Regions from separate parts of the Homo sapiens genome. Here region 2 is linked to region 1. A link is a loop called in an ENCODE intact Hi-C map of the cell type or tissue named here. Cell type or tissue: PC-3. All regions are shown on one strand. Links, peaks and the distances in the headings refer to the core of each region. The heading gives the core; the rest is flanking DNA.

Region 1 (5,380 bases), core at 272-5,271:
GTGCTTTGGCCAGATAAAAAGCTAGCAGAGAAAGGACTATATGGTTTTAAGACCATAAGGAACCCTACAGATTTAATTAAGTGTGGATGGGAGACTGTGTATGAGATGCATCCAGGATGACATCATAAATATCATGCATTTCCAGAACACGAGGGGTGTCTTCAGGATGGTAGATCTGACTTGCTCATGTCAGAGATGGGAAATGGAAGTTCAGAGAAGGTAAATGGTTTTCCTAAGAGCTAAGAGGCACAGAACCACACCCCAAATCTCCCGTTTTCTCTTCCAGGCATTTCATTCTGCTTAGAACCTTGCTTACCAAATCTGGAGTGGATACCGGTGTCTTACAAAGCTGCCCTTCTGCTACCTCGCTCTGGTGGGGAACGAGAGTAGGGCATGGGTTCTGAATCAGAAAGAGCTGAGGTTGAATACTGGCTTTGCCTCTTATTTTGTGTCCTAGGATAAGCTACTTTATTCACTGATCCTCAATTTTCTTATCTGTAAAATCTAGCTCATGGGTGTGTTCTGAGGACCAAATGAATTAAAGGATATGAGCACCTGGGTCAAAGCAATGAAAGGTAAGTGGTGCTGACTGTTACACTAATGACCCCCTTTCCAGGCTGCCCTTCTCAGAAATGCCCCCACTATCCCTCTGGTTAGTCACACAAGCCCAGACCCTAGAGTCTTCCTTGACACCTTCCTCTTCCACTCGTCCTGTCCCCAAATTCAATCCATCAAAACCTGTCATTTTAACCTGAACATTCCCAAATTTGTCCATTGTTCTCTATCTGTCCTGTCACCAACTATGTTTGAGTCACCTGTATCATGGGCCTAGACCAGTGCCTAAACCGCTGTGATGGTTAATGTAGGTGTGAACTAGACTGGCTTGAGGGATGACTAGATGGCTGGTGAAGCAGTGCTCCTGGGTGTTTCTGAAAGTTGCCAGAGACTGACCGACATTCAAGTCAGGCGACTGAGAGAGGAAGATGCGCCCCAATGTGGGTGGGCACCATCCAGTGGATTGCCAGTATGGCTAGAACAGGGCAGACGGTAGAAGGGTACCCAGCCTGCTGAGTCTTCTTGCTCTTCCTCTCTCCTCCTGTGCGGGATGCTTGCTTCCTCTCCTCCTGCCTTTGAATATGATGAGCCAGCCAAGTAAAACGGGCTCCTAGAGAATCTCCAACTGACCTGTGCAATGGGAGGATGGGGTGGGGTCTCGGGAAGTTCCAGCCATTTGCAGGGGGGAGGAGCCTGGCCCCTCCTGTTCCTGGGTGGTGACCTGGGATTCAATTGGTGAGATGGGGGCCTGTTAACAGGAACCATCTTGCTTTGCTGAGTTTTTTCCTTTTTTCACCCAATAAATTCTGCTTTTCTCACCCTTCTATGTGTCCATAAGCCTTATCTTTCCTGGTTGTGTGACAAGAACCTAGTTTTTAGCTGAACTGAGGAGAAAGTCCTACAACAATGAGACTGCAGTTTCTTCAGCTCTTGGACACTGGGACTTTCAGCAGTGGCCTCTTGGGGGCTCTTGGGCCTTGGGCCTCAGACTGACGGCTGCGCTGCAGGTTTCCTTTGTTTTGAGGCTTTTGGACTGGGAATGAGCCACACGAATAGCTTCTTTCTTTCCCCAGCCCGCAGATGGCCTATCATAGGACTTTGCTTGTAATCACTTAGCTGATTCTCCATAATAAACTCTTTTTTATACATACCTACATCCTATTGGTTTCTGTCCCTCTGAAGAACTCTAACACAACCCTAAACCATTTCCCCACACTCGCTCCTGTCTTCCTACCAGCCATTCTCCACACAGTAGCTGGGAGAGCTTTTCAAAAACAAACATCTCTCCTTGCTTCATGTCCTCTAGCTCTTGGCTCAAACACAACTTCTCCAGGGAAGTGACTGTGTCCTCTGATCACCCCCAGTGAGGGTCCTTTGCCTGAAGCTCTCACAGGATCCCCTCCCTTCACAGCACATGATGCCATGGTTAGTGATTACTCGTGAATCTAATCATTTTGACAGCGTGCATTCTCACTGCGTTGTGAGCTCCATGGGGGCAAGGACAGTGAGGGTTTATGTCCACATTCTATGCCTGGGGATGAACAAATAAATGAACAAATGCAGGAATGGAAGGAGGTGTAGAGTGCTAAATATTGCCTTCATTATACAGATGTAAAGACTGAGGCTCGACGTAGGTGGGCAGTTTCTTGAGGTCTCACACCAGAAAACGGTATGGTCCATATGTCCAGGGGTCAGATCCAAGCCCAGCACTCTTCATATTCCGCCAGTTTGCTTTGGACACCAGTACACACATGTTTCCCTTTACCATCCAACCTTTCTCTACTCCAACTAGTGGCTTGGCAAAAAATTAGAGATTTTTAATGGGGGGCTAGCAGGCTATAGGAAGGGTTGTAATTGGTACATGGAGAAAAAAGAGTACAAATTGAATATTTGAATTTTAAAAAAAAGATGATCATGAAAAGGCACAAAATGTGTTGCTGTTTAGTCCAAGTGTAACAGCGTTCTAGAATTGTTTCTATGGATCTGAAGACAGATTAAGGGCAAGTGACTTGGCAAAAGGCCTAGACCTGTTTTCAGATAATTATCTCACAGTAGAAAAAAATAAGGGCAGTACAAGCTCCAGTGAGGACACTACACCAACATGACAGATCTAAATGGAACATACTTCTATGAGTCATTTATAGCTTTAAATACTATAGAGAAAAGAATGCATAAAACATGCCCAAACAGCCTCTTTTTGATGTGGTGAACTCTTTTAAAACCACATTGTTCAAATTTACGTTAAAATGCAAACTCTTCATGTTTACAATGGTACTATTGGAGGAACTCAATATAAAAGTACAACTGTTACATTCCAAAGACAAGACTTAGAACAATAGGCCAATTCCCAGTGTGAATTTATGAGCTGCTAAACCTCAAAAGATTTCTTCAATTAGCAATGAAGACTCTTGACATATTTGCAGCCTGATATAGGGGCTGCTCTTTATATAATTTGGGGTGTATCAGAACTTTTCCTTACTTTTATTTACCTCGGATGACAACTATTATGCTTCTCCCTGTGCAGCGTTTGATCCTGCTAATTATGCTACAGGGCCAGGATGGTGTTTCACGGTTCACCATTGCTCCTGGGGCAGGCTACAAATTATACATAATGCACTGCATTGTAATTGCTGCATTGTGAACTTTGCTCGCCTTTCCAACACAAAATACCGACATCTAAGTTGTTTTATTATTAAAAACCATAAGGGATTCTTTTGGATTATAAACATCTGAAGACGTAACATTCTCATGAATTCCAGCCGGCTATTTCGGACACTCAGTGGGGCAGACAAGGCTGAAAAGCAAAGCAAATACACTTCATATTTGTGTTTACAGAAAAAAAGGAGGCGGCAGTCATGAAGGCAAGACTGTGTTAAATGCAAAACTAAAGGGAGGGGGAGCTTGCCGAAGGGGAGACACAAACTGAACTGGGAAACCAGAGACGCGAGACATCCAATGATGCTCCTTGACTTCTCTGGGCCTCAAGTTCCTCATTTCCAGAACAAAGGCACAGAAACAAATGACCAAAAAGATCCCTTTTTCCATGAAGACAGGCATTCATGAGAGCAGTGGCTTGTTTCTGAGTCTCACTTGTGAGGCCAGCCTTATCCCAGCCTGAAGGGTAAACCAGGAACCCGAGTCTTGTGCCAGACAAGAGGCCTCTGCCATCCACCCTGTTTGTTTGGGGCCTCTAAGAAATAGATAATGGCTCTTTCAATGGGAGGAGGGGGTCAAAATAAATGAAGCCTCAGTTTTATATATAAAATGCCACCAAGTGGGGAAAAATATCAGAGCAGTATTGTGGTCACTGAAATTTATCACTGCCCTTGTGACCCAGGGCCAAGAGGCCTCACTCCAGACACCTACCCGATAGGCCCAAGTCATAGTACCTTGTGCCTGCAGCACTTAGAAGCCACACCCAGGCCCCGTTAAGGTACTCCTAACCCTCCCTTCTCTCCTCCTCTCAAAATGAGACAATAGCCTGATGTGTGAAGTTGGACTGGGGTCTCTTCTCTTCCTCTAAGTGTTCTAGATGAGCTTAAGGTAGCAGCAGCACCACACGGAACTGTGTGCATTCTTCATCAGTATACGGTGGTGAGTCTCCTACACAGTGAAGATGGGATAGTCAAAGAAGAGGAAAAGGCAGGGGAGGGTTTCCAGGTAAGGAGGCGTGGGTAAAGCTCACACATTTTGATAATTTACAACAAATTGTTACTATATTGGGGTACTGCTCCTTTGATGTTGCTGCATGTCAAAGCAGCTGAAGCAGACGTCTCGACTTGGACTTGGGAAGTCACTGACTAGACATCCTCATTTCTCTTTGTCTAGTGGTGTCTCCAGGGGGGTGGGCATATCCAAGATCTAGTATGACCAGAGGACACAGACAAGGTGACAGAGGACTTAAGTGACAATGGACAAGAGCTCCACACCTGGACTGCCCCAGAAGCCCTGCTTGGCTGCTAAGTTTGGGCTGGCCTTGAGGGAAGAGCAGGCTGTGCTCTCACACCTTCCAAGTGTCCCTAGTACCAAAAACTTGGGGCTTTGTACCTCTGCTCCAATCCATACTGCACATAGTCTCCAAACCAAACAGCCAGGACTTGTGACCAGACAGGCCCTGCTATGCTAATGGGGGCAGGAGACCTATTTTCAACTGGAACCATGAGTGTGACTGTTCCCCAGATCTAGATACAGAACACAACAACCCTGGGGCCACTTACATTACTCCTGCAGCCAAATGCACTCAATCAGAACCCTCAGAGGGACAAGGTAATCTTGCCTGCTATCTATTGGTGACAATGAAATCTTGCTTTTGTGTATTATCTCTTTTCAAACATTTTCTAAATAATCTGTAGTTCCTAAGCATCATCATAACTTTTAATATGTCAGTACACAAGGCAATACTTAAGGAGTTTATGTACAAATCATTGTCGAAAATTCCAAGCCTAACAGATTTTAATGAGTTCCTTCTGCATGTAGAAATAAATGTATTTCCCTGCATTGGACAATAGTTTGACGCCATCTTTAAATCCAAGCAGATTCCCCTCTTCTGTACCAAACTGCCCATTTCATTAGGAGGGCTAATAAGGTTTTCTATCATCTGAGTAGGACTGGCCTGGCTTCTGGGTGGCCCGAGGGGGAAATAAGAATGAGGAAAATCAAGAAGTTGCTCCCTCTAGGAGTGGGGCCCTCCCTCACCCCATGGCCATTCTGAGGAAAGCAAACTGTCATTGAGTTCGGGCCTCCCTCACCTCCAGCTTTATTGAGGTCTAATTGACAAATAAAATTGTATAAGTTTAAGGTGTACAACGTGATGATTTTATATATG
Region 2 (5,380 bases), core at 60-5,059, 110 kb after region 1:
CATGAACCAATTACTAAACAACATTAAGGAATTACTGTTAATTTTCTTTTGCATGACAACAGTAATGTGGTTTTGTAAAATTATATTTTTCTGTTTAACAGATGCCTGCTGAAGTTTTTAGGGGTGAAGTTATTATGTTTACAACTTACTGTCAAATGGTGCATCAACATTTCTTTATGTTTGAAAATTTATAAATTTATAAATATTTTTGAAAACAGAAAATTGAAACAAGTGGAAAAATAAATTGAAAATAAAATTTAAATTGAAAAATAATTGAAAATCTGTATAATAAAAAATTGAAACAAGTAAAAAATATATTTTTTCTCTCATTTGATCAATCTAGCCAAATAATTTTTAGTTGGGTCAAAGTAATTTTATTCTTGTCAAATATTAGCAATGAAGCAGTATCCAAAGCCTAGGGGGTAATGCTTTCAGCTGTCATATTTTACCAAATACAGTGGATCCTTGAACAACATGGGTTTGAACTATGCAGGTCCACTTACATGAGGATCTTCTTCCACCTCTGCTACCCATGAGACAATAAGACCAACTCCTCCCCCTATTCTCCTCCTCCTCCTCCTCAATGTGAAGATGATGAGGATAAAGACCTTTATAATGATCCACTTCCACTTAACAAATAGTGCATACATTTTCTCTTCTTTATGATGATCTTAATAACATTTTATTTTCTCTAGCTTACTGTAACAATACAGTATATGATACATATAACATGCACAATGTGTGTTACCTGACTGTGTATGTTATTAGTAAGGCTTTCAGTCAATAGTAGGCTATTGATAGTTAAGTCTTTGGGGTGTCAAAAATTATATATGAATTTTCAACTACATGGGGGCGCAGCATCCCTAACCCCCAAGTTGTTCAGGGGTCAACTGTAATACCCCAGGGTCCAAATGCAGCCAAGGCTTGCTTATTTAGTGTTTAAGAGTGGCTTATGGGCATTTTTAGACTGCTGTCATTCAGGACGAAAAAAGTCAAGTAGGAGCAAAGGGAAGTAGGGAGTGGAAGTCAAACAAACAAAATTAAATAACAGCTGATTTATTAATTTTAGAAAGCAAAAGAAATTAGGTATGATTCTATTTAGGAACAGTGTACACATCCAGTGATTTATTTCATAATAAAAGGGTTGAGTACTTCCTATTGTTTACAAAGAGCTCATTCGCATATGACACCTTAAAACTGACTTATCAAACAGAGAAGGTAAGTAATAGCCCATTACACAGGTGAGGAAAATGAGGCTCAGAGAGGCTGTGTACCTTGCCCGAGGTCCCACGGCCAGTATGTGAGCCCGGCCCTGTCACATTCAACCGCTCTCCTCTAGTATAGTCGCTGAGTGGCTGTCTTACTCTGGGTGATGTTCATGATTCTCCACTTTGGTTTTCTGTCTAGATAGCCTAAGGCTCAGACGAGAACACACAGAGGTTCATAATCTCGCTAGAAGGTAAAACCAGGCAACATATCCCCCTTCCTCCCATCAACAGAATCTTGGTGGGGGTAGGAGGTGGGAAGGGACAGAAGCCTGGTCTAGGAAGGAGGCACCAGAGGTGGCCTGCACATCTCCCTCCTGGGACACCCCTTCAGACACTATCACCTATCAGGGTCTCAGGACACGAAGGAAAATGGAAAGCCGGATGTGAAGCAGAGCAACCTCTGAAGTAAGTACACACAGACACTGTGAGAAGCAAAAGCACCACGTGAATGAGGGAGATTGCTTCACTCTGGCATCAAGTCCACATGCCTCATACTCCTCACGATGCCTATTTGGGGTGGCTTTCCTTCATAAAACTCTGTAACTGGGGGAAATTACTAATTCCGTGGCTTTCATAAAACACAGAGGTCCACCAAATGTTTGCTTTGGCAGATTTTTTTTCCTCCCGAAGGGCAGCCCATACAGTCCTGCAATAAAGCAAGCTTTGTTCTAAAGATTTACAGTGTTTTCCCAATGAAAATTCTAATTGACAACCATCAAGCAAATAACAATGCATTGCAAAGAGAGCTCTAGTTTCAGCCATTCTTCCGAGATCCATCTCAAAGAAGCATTCACTGCTTAGGTTTCCTGGGCCAGTGTTTAGCGTAGTCTTTATTTGGATACATGTGTAAGTAGATGCTTGTATATTAGAAGTTTATCATTCAAAGCAGTCAAATCTTAAAAATCAAAAGACTTTAAGTTCAAAGACAGGAAATTTCATTTACTTCCCAAGCTCAGAATTACCGGTGCCTCCACAAAGAATATGCATATGACACAGAAATGCAACCATCCCTTTTCCATGTAAGTTGGGGGGAACCCTAAAAAATGAAATGCATAAAAAGCACTTCAGAAATAGTTGCATAAGAATATTAAACGCACTGTTATTCAATGGATTCATCACAGGATGAAAGTTCAAATAGCAGAGGGAGTGATTTTCATATGAATGTGGGTGTTGCCAGTCACATACAAGAGCCTATCATTGACACAGAGAACCAAGTCACATCAAGCAAGTCAGGGGAGCAGTGAGTGACAAGGTATAGAGAGGGCTGTTCAGATAAGGGACAGACATTACCGGATGCTTTCTCAAAGAAAACTTTGAAGATTTTGTTAGGCTTTCTTCGTGGAACTGTCAAAAGTAGCAATACAATTGTAAATGAGTGGTACTCAGGGGCCACGTCACTGTCATTTATGGGCCAGCTGCCAGTGGCTGCCCGTGATGGGAAATTAGCATTAAAGAAGGACCTGGAGTTACCGGGCTGACACACAGCCCCATGAGAATACTCTCAAATAAGGTAAGACACCCAGCACAGTCACACAAATCAAAACCAAAATAAAAACTGTCTGTAAAGAACAGTAGCAAATAGAAATCTTCCTTCTTTCTGAACCTTCCTGAATCTCACCCTTTGCCAACGTCCAGTCCCACAGTAAAAACAAACATTATGCATTTCCAGTTGCACAAGACAGATTAAGGAAAGTGAAGCTGGTGGAAGAGGTGGAAAAAATAACACAACTTATCTTCCTTTTTCTAAACAAAAAGCAGAGAAAAGAACCAAAGGAAGAAAGTGCAGCATGAATGGGCAGGAGCCCCAGACAGGAGTCAGGGGGCCTGAATCCTCACAAGGCTGGTGTCTACCACAAACTGTTTGTTGATAAGTCTCTTAACCTTCCGAATTTCCAAGTCCTTCTCTGTAAGGGAAAAAATTCATCTAAATCAGCAGTTCTGAAACTGTACTTCCTGGAGCTCTAGGGTTTTGTGGAGGTGCCTCCTCTGAGGAAGCCACAGCAACATGGGAGTAAGGTGAAAGGGGCCCCATTCCACTTCTCAACCCAAAAGACTTCAGAGCTGATCCATTTCACATTTTGAGTGTTAAGTAAAGCCTTTTGTTTAAAAAGTTCTACTACCAAGACAATTGACAGCTAAAATGGCTTAAAAGCATTAGATCGGCCGGGTGCGGTGGCTCATGCCTGTAATCCCAGCACTTTGGGAGGCCAAGGCCGGCAGATCACAAGGTCAAGAGATCGAGACCATCCTGGCCAACATGGTGAAACCCCAACTCTACTAAAAATATAAAAATTAGCCAGGTGTGGTGGCACACGCCTGTAATCCCAGCTACTTGGGAGGCTGAGGCAGGAGAATTGCTTGAACCCAGGGGGTGGAGGTTGCAGTGAGCTGAGATCACGCCACTGCACTCCAACCTGGGTAACAGAGCGAGACTCCATCTCAAAAAAAAAAGAATAATAATAATAATAAAAAGCATTAGATCAACATACCTTATAGCTTTTTAATCTTTATAGTTACGTGGTTTCTATGTGCTTCTTTGGAATCTTGCTTTCAGAATTAACCAGCTGATTGGCTGGTTAATATTGATCCTCAGATCAGTATAGCAGGTTCTCCTACTTAAAAAAAATGAGGAATCTGCAACTCAGTTAAGACAAGTGACCCAAAATTATACAGCTTAATAGTTGAAAAGATTCAAACCCAGAAATATCTGACATTAAAACTATTAAGCTTGATTCTGTCCTAATAGATAAAGAATAAACCTCACTGTGAAAAACAATTGGTTACCTCATTATTATTGCAATTTTTTTCTCCACAGAACATCAGGTCCTTCAACTGTATTCCCCAAAAGAAAACACTTACCCTGGTGAGAATAAATGAATAGCCACAAGTTCGACCCAACAAGCAAATCTGTTCGGTACAGGAAAGCCCAAAATGTTGACAAAGCCTCCAGGGCAATAATGGTTGTTAAGAACTTTCAAAGCAAACAAAACTCCTAAAAGAGAATGAAGAACATGCAAATATCAACAATCCAAAAGTAGGAGTATCAACATTTACAAAGAAAGTTAATTAAAAGTGAAAATGATTATTCGATTACATCCAACTTTGTGCTTTAAAACATACCCTATTCCTTACAACCTTGCATTTGGTAAAAAGACAACGTTAAAGGCAGTCACTCCTTTGATGTTTCTAAATATAGAAGTTCATATTGGTGTTCAGTATGCTACTAAATACATAATACCTACCATGTGAATAAAATACTATTATTAGTATTAAACGCCAGTGAACTGTGCACTACAAAATAGTTATGCTATATAAATTTTAACTCAATAAAAATACCAGTAATATGTATTTTTCTAACCTCTATGGAAAAACATGTTGAAGACAGGGCATATATTCTTTCTTCTCCCACAATTAGATGCATAAGGATACATCTTGGAAGGAAAGGGGAAGGATGTCAGGAAAAGCAGAAGGAAGGATTAGATTTCCTTGTTTCAGGACTACCTCTCTCCTCCCCTTCACATTCTAATATTTAGAACGCCTAATTTAAATCCTGCTGGCAATTTTGGTCCCATGAAATATCTGTAAAAAGGAACTAGTGAGGAAGAAAGTGAGAGACAATGCATCACACAGCTAATCTGTAGACTGGGCTCAAGTCCCAGCTCCATCGCTTCCGAGCTGGGTAACCTTGTGCTAGTAACCTCACTTCTCTGGGTCTTGGCTTCCTCATCTATAAAATCAAGACAATCCCTCAACAGTCAGCAGGTGGTCAGAAAAAAAACTACAAATAAAAAAAGTAAAATAAAATCAAGGCCGGGCACAGTGGCTCACGCCTGTAATCCCAGCACTTTGGGAGGCCAAGGTGGGTGAATCACAAGGTCAAGAGATAGAGACCATCCTGGCCAGCATGGTGAAACCCCATCTGTACTAAAAATACAAAAATTAGCTGGGCATGGTGGTGCGTGCCTTGTAGTCCCAGCTACTCGGGAGGCTGTGGCAGGAGAATCGCTTGAACCTGGGAGGCGGAGGTTGCAGTGAGCCGAGATCACGCCACTGCCCTTCAGGCCTGGTGCCAGAGCGAGACTCCGTCTCAAAAAAAATAAATAAATAATAAA

The links. Peaks named below come from ENCODE experiments on the same cell type or tissue, not always from the same donor. Only the 100,000 strongest peaks of a DNase experiment are listed, where the experiment ranks them.
Region 2: it touches region 1 in a loop (6-fold over the local background); 1 of 110 quality-filtered maps calls a loop at or near these places.

What each region holds. Positions count from the first base shown.
Region 1 is chr2:226,975,312-226,980,691 of GRCh38, reverse strand. The region is part of intron 8 of RHBDD1 (rhomboid domain containing 1); the gene reads right to left. It also overlaps a transcript of COL4A4 not described here. Among named protein-coding and RNA genes, the nearest start is that of RHBDD1, 140 kb to the right of the region's middle. In PC-3, for the core only: no CTCF peak of the experiment used is centred there; a DNase peak (open chromatin) is centred at 2,691; H3K27ac peaks cover 598 bases.
Region 2 is chr2:226,866,066-226,871,445 of GRCh38, reverse strand. RHBDD1 (rhomboid domain containing 1) reads right to left here. Exons shown (of 9, transcript NM_001167608.3): 5 at 4,128-4,260. Among named protein-coding and RNA genes, the nearest start is that of RHBDD1, 33 kb to the right of the region's middle. In PC-3, for the core only: no CTCF peak of the experiment used is centred there; no DNase peak of the experiment used is centred there.